3 separate regions of the Homo sapiens genome follow, and regions 1 and 3 are each linked to region 2. A link is a contact called in ENCODE Hi-C or POLR2A ChIA-PET data. All regions are on one chromosome and are shown on one strand. The core of a region is the stretch at or near the end of the contact, and the rest is flanking DNA. Distances in the headings are between cores, read along the strand shown.

Region 1 (4,187 bases), core at 1,420-3,919, 3.3 Mb before region 2:
AGTCCATTCAGAGGTACAGAACAGTTCCTGCACCTGAATGAGATGTAGAGAATAATCTGACTTATTTTCAGAAGCAGATGTGTTGAACTGTCCTTGCAGAAGAGATGGTGCTAACCCCAGAGCCTAGAAAAGGGCCGGGCACACGACAAGTGGTCAGGTTGTTTTTAAATACATCAATAATCATTTCCTCTCCCAGATCGCACACCCTCCCTCTTTCTCTCAGCTTATAAACATGTTCACGTCCATATCCACTTAAAAAACACCTTTCAGACCTACAATTATCTGGATCTTCTTTGTGGGTAATCTAGGTCCCTCCCATGCCTTCAAATACCTGTCCTCCCACAAAGCCTAAATCTTGGGCCCAGATCTGCCTAGCAGACACATTTGGATGCCCCACAGGCCCCTCTTAAAACATTAAAGACAAACTGAGATCCTCCTCCCACCCCCAATCTCATTCGAGTTAACTCGGCTGTGTCATGGAAAGACGCTGCTGTGTTTCACTTACAGACGCTGCTGTAAACTGTCACCCATACTTGCTGCCCCCCTCTTCTAACTAGTCACCACGCCCATCCATTCTCTTAGATATCTGAAATCCTACCCTTCTTTTTTTTTTTTTTTGAGACAGAGTTTTGCTCTTGTTGCCCAGGCTGGAGTGCAACGGTGCAATCTCAGCTCACTGCGACCTCCACCTTCTGGGTTCAAGCAACTCTCGTGCCTCAGCCTCCCAAGTAGCTGGGATTACAGGTGCCCGCCACCACGCCCGGCTAATTTTTTTTTTTTTTTTTTTTGTATTTTTAGTACAGATGGGGTTTCACCATGTTGGTGAGCCTGGTCTCGAACTCCTGACCTCAGGTGATCCACACCCCCCCGCCTTGGCCTCCCAAAGTGCTGGGATTACAGGCATAAGCCACGGTGCCCGGCCCCAGCCCTTCTTTTCTATACCTTAGTTTGGGCCATTAGATTACAATTCACCATCCTTCCAATTTTAATTTGTCTTCCATATGGAGGCTAGACTGAGCTCCTACGGAAATTCCATCTCATCATCCTACAGCGGTTTCCCAAAACCTTCAGGATAAACATCCAACTCTATGACAGGACAAACGAGGACCCTCCCTGTTTGGCCCCCACAAGGTTTCCAGCCTCAACTCTCTCTGCTCTTTCTCAAACCTAAATTCCAGTCCTGTAACTCAGCTTGCATACTCTCTCCTATTTCCAAAACTTTTGCACAAACTGTTCCTTCCTGTTACCTAGCTAGCGTCTATAGGAAGCTGCCTCCATTATGTAGAAAATGCTAAGTGCTCAAAGGAATAACAGCATTTTGTCATATATCATAGTTGACCTAACATATTTTCCGAATAATCAGAGAGTCTGGATCCCTAATTATACCACTATACATTTACAAATGGCTTGTATTTGTAAAGCACTTTACAAACTTCTTATATACACCTTAAAAAATGAAGACAGGCCGGGCGCGGTGGCTCATGCCTGTAATCCCAGCACTTTGGAAGGCCGAAGCGGGCGGATCACCTGAGGTCAGGAGTTCGAGACCAGCCTGGCTAACATGGTGAAACCCCATCTCTACTAAAAATACAAAAATTAGCCGGGCATGGTGGCGCGCGCCTGTAATCCCAGCTACTCGGGAGGTTGAGGCAGGAGAATCACTTGAACCCGGGAGGCGGAGGTTGCAGTGAGCCGAGATCTTGCCACTGCATTCCAGCCTGGGCGACAGAGTGAAACAGTGTCTCAAAAAAAAAAAAAAAAAAAAAAAAAAAAAGACAAAGGCTGACATGTATTAATTTCCTACCTGCTTAGTTCTCTATCAGGCAAATCAAAGTCATTCAATAAAATAGGTAACATCTGTCAAATGTTTAATGATGTCCCAAACTGTGCTAAGAGCTCTGCAGGCATCAGCAGCGCAGGGAATCCTTGCGAAGGCGCACATAACCTGGGTCTCGTTATTAAGCCCATGTTACGGATGAGCACACTGAAGCCCTAGAGACCTTAAGCCACTCACCTAGCTCGTGAGTGTCCAGGCCGCACACCCCTTCTATTGCACACATACCCCGACAATGGACACCACTCACCTAAAAACCCACTTCGCCGCACCGACTGAGGGGCCCTGGAGGCGGGAACTACAAACCTGTGTCCCCCAGCCAGGGCTGGAAGAAGCTCTTGATGGAGACCAAGGGCAGGTCTTTATTGATCTTGAGGGTGCTCAGCAGAGGCGCCCAGTCCACCCCGCGGAGGCGGTCGGCGTTGAAATCCAGCACGCCCTCCCGGAGACAGGCGCGCACGGCGGGCAGCGGCACCGAGTTCTGCAGCGCGCACAGGTACTCGTAGTGGGAGAAGAAGTCCGCCGCGCTGTCGCGGCGCAGCTTCACGGAGTCGATCATGGCCCGAGGGCGGCCTCGGGGGATGCCCGCCGCGGAGACGCCGCCCGCGCCCACCCAAGAACGCTGAGTCGCAACCCGGCCGCTCCGGCACCCACGGCCAGGCGATAGCGGCAGCCCCGCACCGGGCTCAGGAGCGGTGATTCGGTCGGAAGACGCAAGGCCAGAGCCCCAAGCTAGGCCGGCCCCTCAACGCCCCACTCCCGCGCTGCCTCCCGCCCTGCGGCCCAAGCAGTTGGCGCCCGCCTCATAGTCCTCTGAGGCGCCGGGATTCAAGCCGGTGGGCGGTGCCGTGGAACGGTGCGCCAAGACGTCAACGTGCTCGCTGTGCGTCGGCACGCAGGTCCCGCCTCCTGAGGACGGGTGAGTTCGCTGCTACCTGAGATAGTGGTCGGGAGAGTTTGAGGGTTTGCGAAAGAGTTTACTGATCGATCCGAATAAAAGTGAAATGTGTGGTCGGGCGCGGTGGCCCACGCCTGTAATCCCAGCACTGTGTGAGGCGGGGGCGAGCGGATCACCTGGGGTCAGGAGTTCGAGACCAGCCTGGCCAACATGGCGAAACCCCGTCTCAATTAAAAATACAAACATTAGCCGGGCATGGTGGCGGGCGCCTGTAATCCCAGCTACTCGCCTGTAATCCCAGCTGAGGAAGGAAAATCGCTAGAACCCGGGAGGCGGAGGCTGCAGTGAGCCGAGATCTTGCCATTGCACTCCAGCCTGGGCGACAAGAGCGAAACTCCGTCTCAAAAAAAGAAAGAAAATAAAAAGTGAAATGTGGATGTAACAACGCACTTTTAAAAAAAGTCTAAACATCTGAGGAATGTGTCTGTGCTTGCAGTGTCCAGCCAGCACAGAGACTGCACTCAAGGGATGTGGGAACGGCTGATTGAACGTGAACTGCGGTCATTAAATCTTTTATGTCTGTGTTAATATCTACAAATAAGCCTTAATTTCTGTAGTTTCTGCATATCTCACACGGTTCCTGGCAAATTGAAGAGTGTTTCATGAATTCAGGACTTTATTGTGTTTGCTGTGAATCAGTTTGTTTTGTACTGACGATGATGTTGGCTAACTCCCTTGTAACTAGTACTTATTTGAAATAATGTCCTCGGGATTATTTTAAGCAATGTTTAAGTATGAAATCATTTCATTCTCCTAACATCTCAAGGAATATACTATTATATTCTACTTTACAAAAGGGGAAACTGAGGAACGGGGAAGTTAAGTGGAAGCTAAGTGGAAGAATCCAGATAATTGACCTCTCCTTCTATTGGTATGCAATTGCTAGAGCAATGATAGTCCTCCGGTAGAGCCTTAGACATTGTGTTTATTGCATTCCTGTTCCACCCACTGCATTCCGGATACTCCAACTTACTTCCAACACACATATGCAGGCGTCTCTAAAATTCCGGAGATATGGTCACCAATTATTTTTATGTGCGACATGCTCAAATCTTAATATAGTAAACGCTTGTATATTCATAAACCAGCTTAATAAATGAAACATTACCATTCCTGTTGAAGAGCTTTGTGTAACCACCTTCCCAATCACGACTACTCTCTGACTCTGAGATAACTGCTCTTCTGAACTTGGTATTCATCGTTGCAATGTATGTCTTTATATTTCTGCTACATATGTAAGTAAGCAGTATATAACATTCTATATTTTCTTTTCCTACTTTACTTATCGTTACCTTTACTAGGTCCATCCGTGTTGACATATAGAGATATTCATTTATTTTCCCTGTTGTTATATGGGAGTTCCATGTAGAAACATACAGTAATGTGTCTGTTTTT
Region 2 (4,160 bases), core at 125-2,624:
GATGCAGGGGTACAGGGTAAATTAGTACTGAGATAGTACCTAGCACTAAAATAGAATTATCTTTCTTGCACACTTTTTCTACAGAGGATGATAGTTTTTCCCTTCAAAGCACTGGTAATAGTCTTATTTTCTTCCTTCCATTTCTGCTTACTTGGTTACTGTCTTTATCAAACTATTAAAATAGTAAATACGACCAGATGCGGTGGCTCACACCTATAAACCAAGCACTTTGGGAGGCCCAGACAGGAGATCGCTTGAGCTCAGTGGGGCCCGGCTGCAGTGAGCCGTGATGGCACCACTGCACTCCCGCCTAGGTGGCCGAGAGAGACCCTGTCTCAAACAAAATAAAAAATAAAAATAATAAAATAGTAAATATACTGCAATTGTCTCCACCTCACTTCACCTGACAACACTATTTTGCTGTAATGGCCATAGAATCTTGATCTGACCACCGCCCATAGTAAGCAGGGAACTCAGCCTTCCAACATTAATTAAGAGCCCAACAATTTTAGGTTTCAGTTAGAAAGGACAGCTGCGCTTCAGGCTTGGTTCTTGCCAACTACTCAGCTATTTTGGATGAGCTGCACATTTTGTCTGTAACTTCCTCCATAAGTTTTTAATCAAGAGATCTTCCAGGAATGTAGGGCCTGCTTCACCTTCCACAGCAGCTGCGCAAAACATGCAAAACATACACTTCGATTTGTGTTTTCTGTTAGCTTTAGCTACTTCCCTCAGCCCAGACTCCCTTCAGTCTTTTGTTTTGAATAACAACCTACTGTGAAGCTTCTTAAACACTAGTTTTATTTAAAGCTTGTATTATCCTTTTCCTTTTTTTTTTTTTTTTTTTTGAGACGGCATCTCGCTCTGTTGCCCAGGCTGCAGTGTAGTGGTGCGATCTCTGGCTCACTACAGCCTCCACCTCCCAGGCTCAAGTGAATCTTCCTCCTCAGCCTCCCGAGTAGCTGGGACCACAGGGGCAGGCCAACAAGCCTGGCCTATTTTTGATTTTTTGTAGAGACGAGGTCTTGCTATGTTGCCCAGGATAGTCTGGAACTCTATTATAATCTTTGTCTTAATCTCATGGAGACGCCCCCGTGGTCACTGACTGGAGGAAGGAAATACACATTTTAAAGGTTTTAAATTTCCTATAGAAGGGTCTAGAACGTACCGCGCTATAACGAACATAGTAGTAAGACCACCGCCACACTCCTGAGGAAACAAGGTCACGCCCCTCTGCGGGCCGCTTGATCGGGTCTTTAATTAATCCCGCCGCGGCCTTCCCGCCTACCCCCGAGCGCGCACTTCCGGTCGCGAGGGCGCTCGGGAGCGCGCCCCGCGAGCCTCCACCAACCAGCGGCTCCGCCTGGCCAGACAGAGTGCGCGCGCGCACGTTGTGCGCAGGTTCGAATCTCCGCCGCTTCGCGGTTGCTTCTCAACGTCCGGGCCGCATCTCGGCGGCGGCGAGGGCTGAGCGCGGGAGCTGCCTCCGAGCCGGAGCCCCAGCCCTAGGCCCTGCGCGAGCTGCCCCGCCCTACCCCCTCCAGCGTCCTGTCGCCTCCTCGCCCGACTTCGGCCTGTCCCTCTCTCACGCGCTCAGTCCTCGCTCTTCGCCCCCCGCAGCTATCGGCACTCGGTCTCCCGCGCCTGGCGGGCTCCGCCCGAGCCTCTGGGCCCATGGCCAAGCGGCGTGCGGCCGAGCCGGTGACGTTCCACGTGCCTTGGAAGCGGCTCCTGCTTTGCGACTTCGCTGAGCAGCCGCCGCCACCGCCTCTCTGGATCCGGCCGCCCGGGGTCGCGCATGCTGGGCAGCTCCTCGGCGTCCCAGAGCAGCACCGAAAGCGCAAAATCGACGCAGGGACCATGGCAGAGCCCTCGGCTTCGCCCAGCAAGCGCCGTGACAGCGGGGACAACAGCGCCCCGAGCGGCCAGGAGCGTGAGGACCACGGTCTGGAGACAGGCGATCCGCCGCTGCCGCCGCCGCCCGTACTGCCGGGGCCGGGGGAGGAGCTCCCGGGCGCCCGGCTCCCGGGGGGCGGTGGCGACGACGGGGCGGGGCGCGCAGGACCCCCGCGGGGAGACTGGGGGGTCGCATCGCGCCAGGTAGGGGCTGGGGGCGGGTGGGCTGAGGGGCGAAGGGGCTTGCCTTTTCCCCACACACACAAAACGCCCCGGTTCCCACTCATGACTTGTGTAGGTTAAGACGCCTGAGGGGGTTGAAAGAAGGGGTCACCGCTCCGGGAGAGGACGCCGACCGCCAGAAGCACACCCCGAGAGTCCGATGGGCAGAAAGCACTGGGCTGGGCGAGGGGGAAACAGACCGTGGTCGGGAGCGATAGAAGTGGCCTTGCGGCGTCAGCGCCGCGCTCCGTAAAAGGGAAACGGGACCGTGGGTCGTGGCGGGCTGTGAGCATGGCGAGAACGCAGACCGTCAGGGCATAGGTTCAGCCCAAAGACAAACGACAGATAAAGGTGTAGAGGGCCTTCCTGGGTTTAACGATGATTAGTCTAGAATTCGGGATAGAGTTCTTTTTCTAGAGGGAGACCAGTGTGGTAGCCATTGATTAATTGAACGTCCTACCGGCTGGTACAGCTTCTGGAGAAAAGGATGGACCACCGTACCTTGGTCAAAGCTTTGTTTTAACTCATAGTGTTAAATCTGATCCTAGGCAAAAGTATCATTGAAAATTAATTTGGGGGCGGGGCGTGGTGTCTCACGCCTGGAATCCCAGGACTTTGGGAGGCCACGGCGGGTGGATCACCTGAGGTCGGGAGTTCGAGACCAGCCTGGCCAATAGGGTGAAACTCTGTCTCTATTAAAACACAAAAACTAGCTGGGTGTGGTGGTGTATGCCCGTAATCACAGCTACTCGGGAGGCTGAGGCACAAGAATCACTTTAACCTGGGAGATGGCGGTTGCAGTGAGCTGAGATTGGGCCAGTGCACTCCAGCCTGGGCCACAGAGTGAGACGCTGTCTCAAAAAAAAAGAAAAGAAAAGAAAGAAAAAAGAAAATTAATTTGGGCCTTAAGGCGTATATGAGAATCATTGGCGGGTTTTTATTCAAGACATGAGCCTGCCTCATCTCTGCATGTAAGAATCCTGAGAAGATCTAGGTATGCCTCGGTTTGCCTAGATCTCTGCTGCCCGGCCGCTAGCCGGTAAGAACACTTGAAACGTGACTAGTCCAAATGGAAATGTGCTCTAAGTTTAAAATATACACGAAATTTCGTGGATTTAATAAATGAAGATAAAATAGCTCAATTTTATATTGATTACACATGAAATAACTTGGCTATATTGAAGAAAATATATTAAAATTAATACCAGAAGTTTCTTTTACTTTTTAAATACAGCTACTAGAAAATTTTAAATTATGTTTTTGGAGCATTATATATTTATTGGACAGCTTTGGTCTAGACTTAGGAATTCATACTACTTTTTCACAATCCTGAATGGCAGGGGACTTGGGAGATGAAGAACCAAGTACAGGTTTCTCAGAATTCACCAAATTCTCTTCAGCTGTCTGATAGCATCCTCCCAACGTTTTTCTATTTTCTCAAGTATCTTATGTCAGGGTTTTCAAATACCTTTCCAAAAAAATAAATGAAATTTCTTAGGCATGACTTGTTCATGTGAAAAATCCAATAAAATAACGAGAGTTTTATAGTTGGGAAAGACTTTTTTTTTTTTTTTCCTATGGTTGAAACATGAGCCTTATTTAAACTTTTTCTTCAGATTGCTCTCAGATATTCAAAATCAACTGAAAACAGATGGATAGTCTTCTAAACCATCCATCCATAATGGATATGGAGATTAGGGACTGTGTAGTTTGAAAACTTTTTGAAAGCTCTTCAGACCATTTTAGTACTCCACTCATGCATAGGCTTGTCTCCTACCAGAATACAGAATACACTGTCTATACTATGCCACACAGTGATAAGAGGGAAATATGGAAATGGCAGTAGGCAAAGCGTAAGAGTTCTCTAGTAGCCTGAAACGGTGATGCTTGCTTAGTCTTAGACTCAACTCTTTTCCCCCACAGCAGTAACTAGATCTGGCAGCTCTCTACTTCCTATAGTCGCTGCAAGCGCATGACAGGGAAAAAGGTTGGCTCCAGGGGTTCTTTCTTCACCAAGACTACCCTTGTTCTCTTTGTTGTTT
Region 3 (4,062 bases), core at 88-2,587, 4.5 Mb after region 2:
CTGCAGTCACCTACTGCAATATCTTCCCTGTACCACTTTAATATTTTTGTTGTTGTTTTCTTTATTTTTTTAAGCTGTACACTTTTATTGAACTGGTCTTGTCAGGTTTGTTATTTTTTAATTAAAATCTATTATACTCTTACTTACCTGAGCCACCCTTAGTTATGATTTAAAAAAAAACAAAAAAAACAGGGCCTTGCTCTGTTGCCCAGGCTGGAGTAGTACAGTGGTGTAATCAGGGCTCACTGCAGCCTTGACCTAGGCTGACGCAGTCCTTCAGCCTCAGCCTCCTGAGTAGCTGGGACTACAGGTGCGAGCCACCACGCCTGGCTAACTTTTTTTTTATTATTATTATTTTTGATGTACCACTTTAAAAACAAAGTCAAAAGAAACTACTGTAGATCTCACATTGGTAGAGTCAATTTGAGACCCTTGCCTCGGAGACCAGAACCTGGTGTAACTTTCTCTTAACAAAGGTTAATAGCCAGTGGGGGGTCAGGGTTGGAACTCACCGAATCTGCATCACATAGAATCAGGTACCTCTCACATTCACGAAAGTGAATTATTTTTAATGAATTGTGCTGACAGTATGCCTCTTGCAAAAAGAACTAGCCCTAGATTCTTTTCTAGCTATCAAGATGGAAAACAACCACATCGTTAATTCAGACGGAGGGGTAAACCAAGTTAATCAGACTCCAAGACCCATACTAATTGTTGACCAAGTAATGCCACAGTATTCCATGGCTAAGGATTTCCAGCTTGTTCCAGTCCCTAAAAATCTGTTCTGCACAGTTAATATTTCACAAAACCAAAAGGGCTTAGTTGCAAGCACAAAGAGCTAGAAATCAGGAGACTTGTGGTTTCTATTGAGTTCTATCATTATCTGTCTAATAAGATAAATAAGTCACTTCTCTGTAACTCAGTTTCCACATTTGTGAAGTGAGGGAAGAGAAACATGTCCTAAAAACCATGCAGGGGCTCTGGAAAGAAAAAGAGCTAAGAATGGTGGGTTTTTTATAAAAGTTACACAAATGAATGGTTTTTGTCTCCGTTTTTCTGAAAGTGGGTTAAAAATAGCCTCCAAATAAAGCTAAAAGAATTTATTTAGACTAAATTGCACCAGAGAAGTAGAGGAATTAAGAGATATGACAAGCAAAGATGGGATGTTTCAATGGAAGAATCTCAGGCAGTAAAAAGGCTATGCTGTAAAACCAGAACTTTTGTTAGCACTGCATTTTTAAGATGAATTGGTCATAGTTAATGTATTGGATGGAAGAATTTTTAAACATCTGCCCCAAAGTATGCTGCATCCAAAAAATATATAACAAAACGAATTCTTACTCATTTGTGTTTATTCTTGGACTTATCCTGACATAATGGGGTTTTTTTAATTATAGATTCACACTGCATTTATTCATCACCCCTGTCCTCTCATCCATAACTCAAATTTACTACCAGCAACACAAAATACAAAGATGTGTCCAGTTTCACTACAGCTCTTCGCGTTTACAAGTGTCGAGCGCTTGCTTTCGGAACGCCCTTGTGATTGGCCGAGCCAATGCCAGTGACATCAACCAACTTACTTTTGATTGGAAGGCTGGTTGCTGGGACTGTAGCGTTTGCAGGAAGTCACTTAACTGTTTGGGAGCTGGAAAACCGAAGCTGAAGTTCTCTTTTGCCATAGGAACGAGCGCAACTGACTAGGAAAGATGTGTCCCAAAGCTCCGCAAGCTGGAACGTGAGCCAGGAGGCCCGGACCGGCCACGGGACCGCGAGGCACTCCGAAAGTGTGCGGCTGCCCCTTCCCTGCCTCCCAGCTGTTACCCTTTTAAATGTCAGTGTTCGAGGCTGTAGGGGTAGCACGAGGCAGCGAAACGGAACAGTCGGATTGGCCGCACGCCTCAGTTCTAGACGCACCTCTCCACCGAAGGCCGTTCTGACTGGCAGGGGGAGAAAGTAAACAGAGTTGAATCACCCTCCCCACTGGCCAATTGGAGGGGGTTTGGTTTGTGACGTGATGGGATTCTGCGAAATTGTTACTGAGCAAGAGAATGCCGGAACGGTGCGGACCGGCCGGAGCAGGGGTTCAGAAGCCGTCAGTGGACTCGGGAAAAAGTGTCTCTTAGACCTGGCGCTCGGCGGGACCCTCGCCACCCGCGTCGGGGTGATCGGGTGAATGTCCTGGGGCTTTGGCTCGACGGCGAGGCGGCCGAGGGCGTGCACCTCTCTTGCAGTTTCCTCTCCCAGCGCCTCGGGGGCGTTTTCAGTCGAATAAACTTGCGACCGCCACGTGTGGCATCTTTCCAAGGGAGCCGGCTCAGAGGGGCCGGCGCGCCCGTCGGGGGATCGCGGCCGGCGCGGGGCAGGGGCGGCGGCTAGAGGCGGCGGCGCGGCGGAGCCCGGGGCCGTGGATGCTGCGTGCGGAGGCGCTGCCGGTTACGTAAAGATGAGGGGCTGAGGTCGCCTCGGCGCTCCTGCGAGTCGGAAGCGCCCCGCGCCCCCGCCCCCTTGGCCGCCGCGCCGTGCCGCGCCGCGCCGCGCTCGTCGTCCGAGGCCAGGGCAGGGCGAGCCGAACCTCCGCAGCCACCGCCAAGTTTGTCCGCGCCGCCTGGGCTGCCGTCGCCCGCACCATGTCCGCGGCCGCCTACATGGACTTCGTGGCTGCCCAGTGTCTGGTTTCCATTTCGAACCGCGCTGCGGTGCCGGAGCATGGGGTCGCTCCGGACGCCGAGCGGCTGCGACTACCTGAGCGCGAGGTGACCAAGGAGCACGGTGACCCGGGGGACACCTGGAAGGATTACTGCACACTGGTCACCATCGCCAAGAGCTTGTTGGACCTGAACAAGTACCGACCCATCCAGACCCCCTCCGTGTGCAGCGACAGTCTGGAAAGTCCAGATGAGGATATGGGATCCGACAGCGACGTGACCACCGAATCTGGGTCGAGTCCTTCCCACAGCCCGGAGGAGAGACAGGATCCTGGCAGCGCGCCCAGCCCGCTCTCCCTCCTCCATCCTGGAGTGGCTGCGAAGGGGAAACACGCCTCCGAAAAGAGGCACAAGTGCCCCTACAGTGGCTGTGGGAAAGTCTATGGAAAATCCTCCCATCTCAAAGCCCATTACAGAGTGCATACAGGTTAGCGGCGTCGCCCTCTCCCCCGGAGCTCTGGGGTTAGTTAACCTTTGGCCAGGCAGCGTTCCTGGGCGTTCGGGACACTGCACTCGGCCGAAAGGGTGCAAACATGTTGGATAAGATGCGGTTTAACTCTTTAAATAATTTAAATGTGCATTGGCGGAAAGCTCACTCTCTCCTTAATTGTCCCCGGCCTCCGGGAGCCACGGAGAGCCTTAAACTGGCGGGCAGAGCGAGTGCGGTGCGTGGCTTCGCGGGGAGTGGTGTCCGCCCCTCCCCTGTCCCGCCCCGCCCCCGGGACTCTCCCGCACCCCGCGACGGTGGGGCCACCCCACCTGGGAGACGCTGGCAGCGGGGAAGTCAGATGGCGTATCTTTTATTTAATTCTCTTGTCGGGTTGCAGAGAAGTGGTTGAAACCGAGGGGGGACGCGGCGCACTTTACTTCGAGCCTTTTAGGGATGACTAAGGACTCATTTAACTGGATGCCTGCTACTTTTTTGGGCTTGCCAAGGTGGTTTTAAATTTGGCTGGGAGTCCCCCGAGAGGTTTAAAATAACCCGGCTTCAGGCAGCATAGGAGTCTGATCAAGTAATGGTGGTTAACTTCACTCATGAGTCCTCCTGATGAGCCAGGTTTCAGAGCTGACTTTTTTTTTTTTTTTTTTTTTTTTTTTTGGCCATGTGACTTAGGTCGCACCCTCCACCCCTGAATCGCGGTTTGCAGGGAGGTGTGGTCCTTGCCGGAGGTCAAGGCTTGGTAATGAATGTTGGGCGGTTCTGGAGGCCTCAGGGAATAGTTCCTCCCAGGGAGGGTGAGAGGCATGGCCGTACAAATGAATGTGGCCAGAAAGACATCTATCTGCCTTTTAAAATGGGCTTTGGAGACTTCCAGGGACCTGGGTCATCCAATTCTGTTGGTTGTGTTTAACA

The links. Hi-C counts contacts between places; a loop is a spot of excess contacts on that map. ChIA-PET counts read pairs that join two places held with the same protein, here RNA polymerase II (POLR2A). Pooled maps may share reads with other maps.
Region 1: a loop to region 2 is called in a pooled map, with 11 times the contacts of the local background. The contact joins the promoter of CEP78 here to the promoter of C9orf40 in region 2. A Hi-C loop is called at or near these places in 1 of 37 single-sample maps with no recorded cell type and 7 of 50 pooled maps. POLR2A ChIA-PET finds 5 or more read pairs at or near these places in 1 of 52 experiments (naive thymus-derived CD4-positive, alpha-beta T cell).
Region 3: a map of B cell shows a loop between it and region 2 (20-fold over the local background). The contact joins the promoter of KLF9 here to the promoter of C9orf40 in region 2. A Hi-C loop is called at or near these places in 3 of 168 maps with a recorded cell type or tissue (B cell and naive thymus-derived CD4-positive, alpha-beta T cell), 2 of 37 single-sample maps with no recorded cell type and 9 of 50 pooled maps. POLR2A ChIA-PET finds 5 or more read pairs at or near these places in 1 of 52 experiments (activated CD4-positive, alpha-beta T cell).

The regions. Positions count from the first base shown.
Region 1 is chr9:78,234,557-78,238,743 of GRCh38, reverse strand. CEP78 (centrosomal protein 78) reads right to left here and starts at 2,669. Exons shown (of 17, transcript NM_001330691.3): 1 at 2,141-2,669. The coding sequence starts at 2,393. RefSeq lists a silencer at 2,276-2,645 and an enhancer at 2,271-2,940.
Region 2 is chr9:74,950,126-74,954,285 of GRCh38, reverse strand. It overlaps C9orf40 (chromosome 9 open reading frame 40), which reads left to right and starts at 1,374. Exons shown (of 2, transcript NM_017998.3): 1 at 1,374-2,100. The coding sequence starts at 1,675. It overlaps CARNMT1-AS1 (CARNMT1 antisense RNA 1), which reads right to left and starts at 1,321. Exons shown (of 5, transcript NR_121183.1): 1 at 1,169-1,321. RefSeq lists silencers at 1,393-1,602, 1,873-2,082 and an enhancer at 2,413-2,482.
Region 3 is chr9:70,411,932-70,415,993 of GRCh38, reverse strand. It overlaps KLF9 (KLF transcription factor 9), which reads left to right and starts at 1,337. Exons shown (of 2, transcript NM_001206.4): 1 at 1,337-3,135. The coding sequence starts at 2,631. It overlaps KLF9-DT (KLF9 divergent transcript), which reads right to left and starts at 1,804. Exons shown (of 4, transcript XR_001746710.3): 1 at 1,584-1,804. LOC124900273 (a long non-coding RNA gene) reads left to right here and starts at 3,188. Exons shown (of 2, transcript XR_007061576.1): 1 at 3,188-3,644. RefSeq lists enhancers at 1,625-1,754, 2,095-2,174, 2,003-2,856, 3,195-3,304, a promoter at 1,486-2,288 and silencers at 2,465-2,644, 3,380-3,572.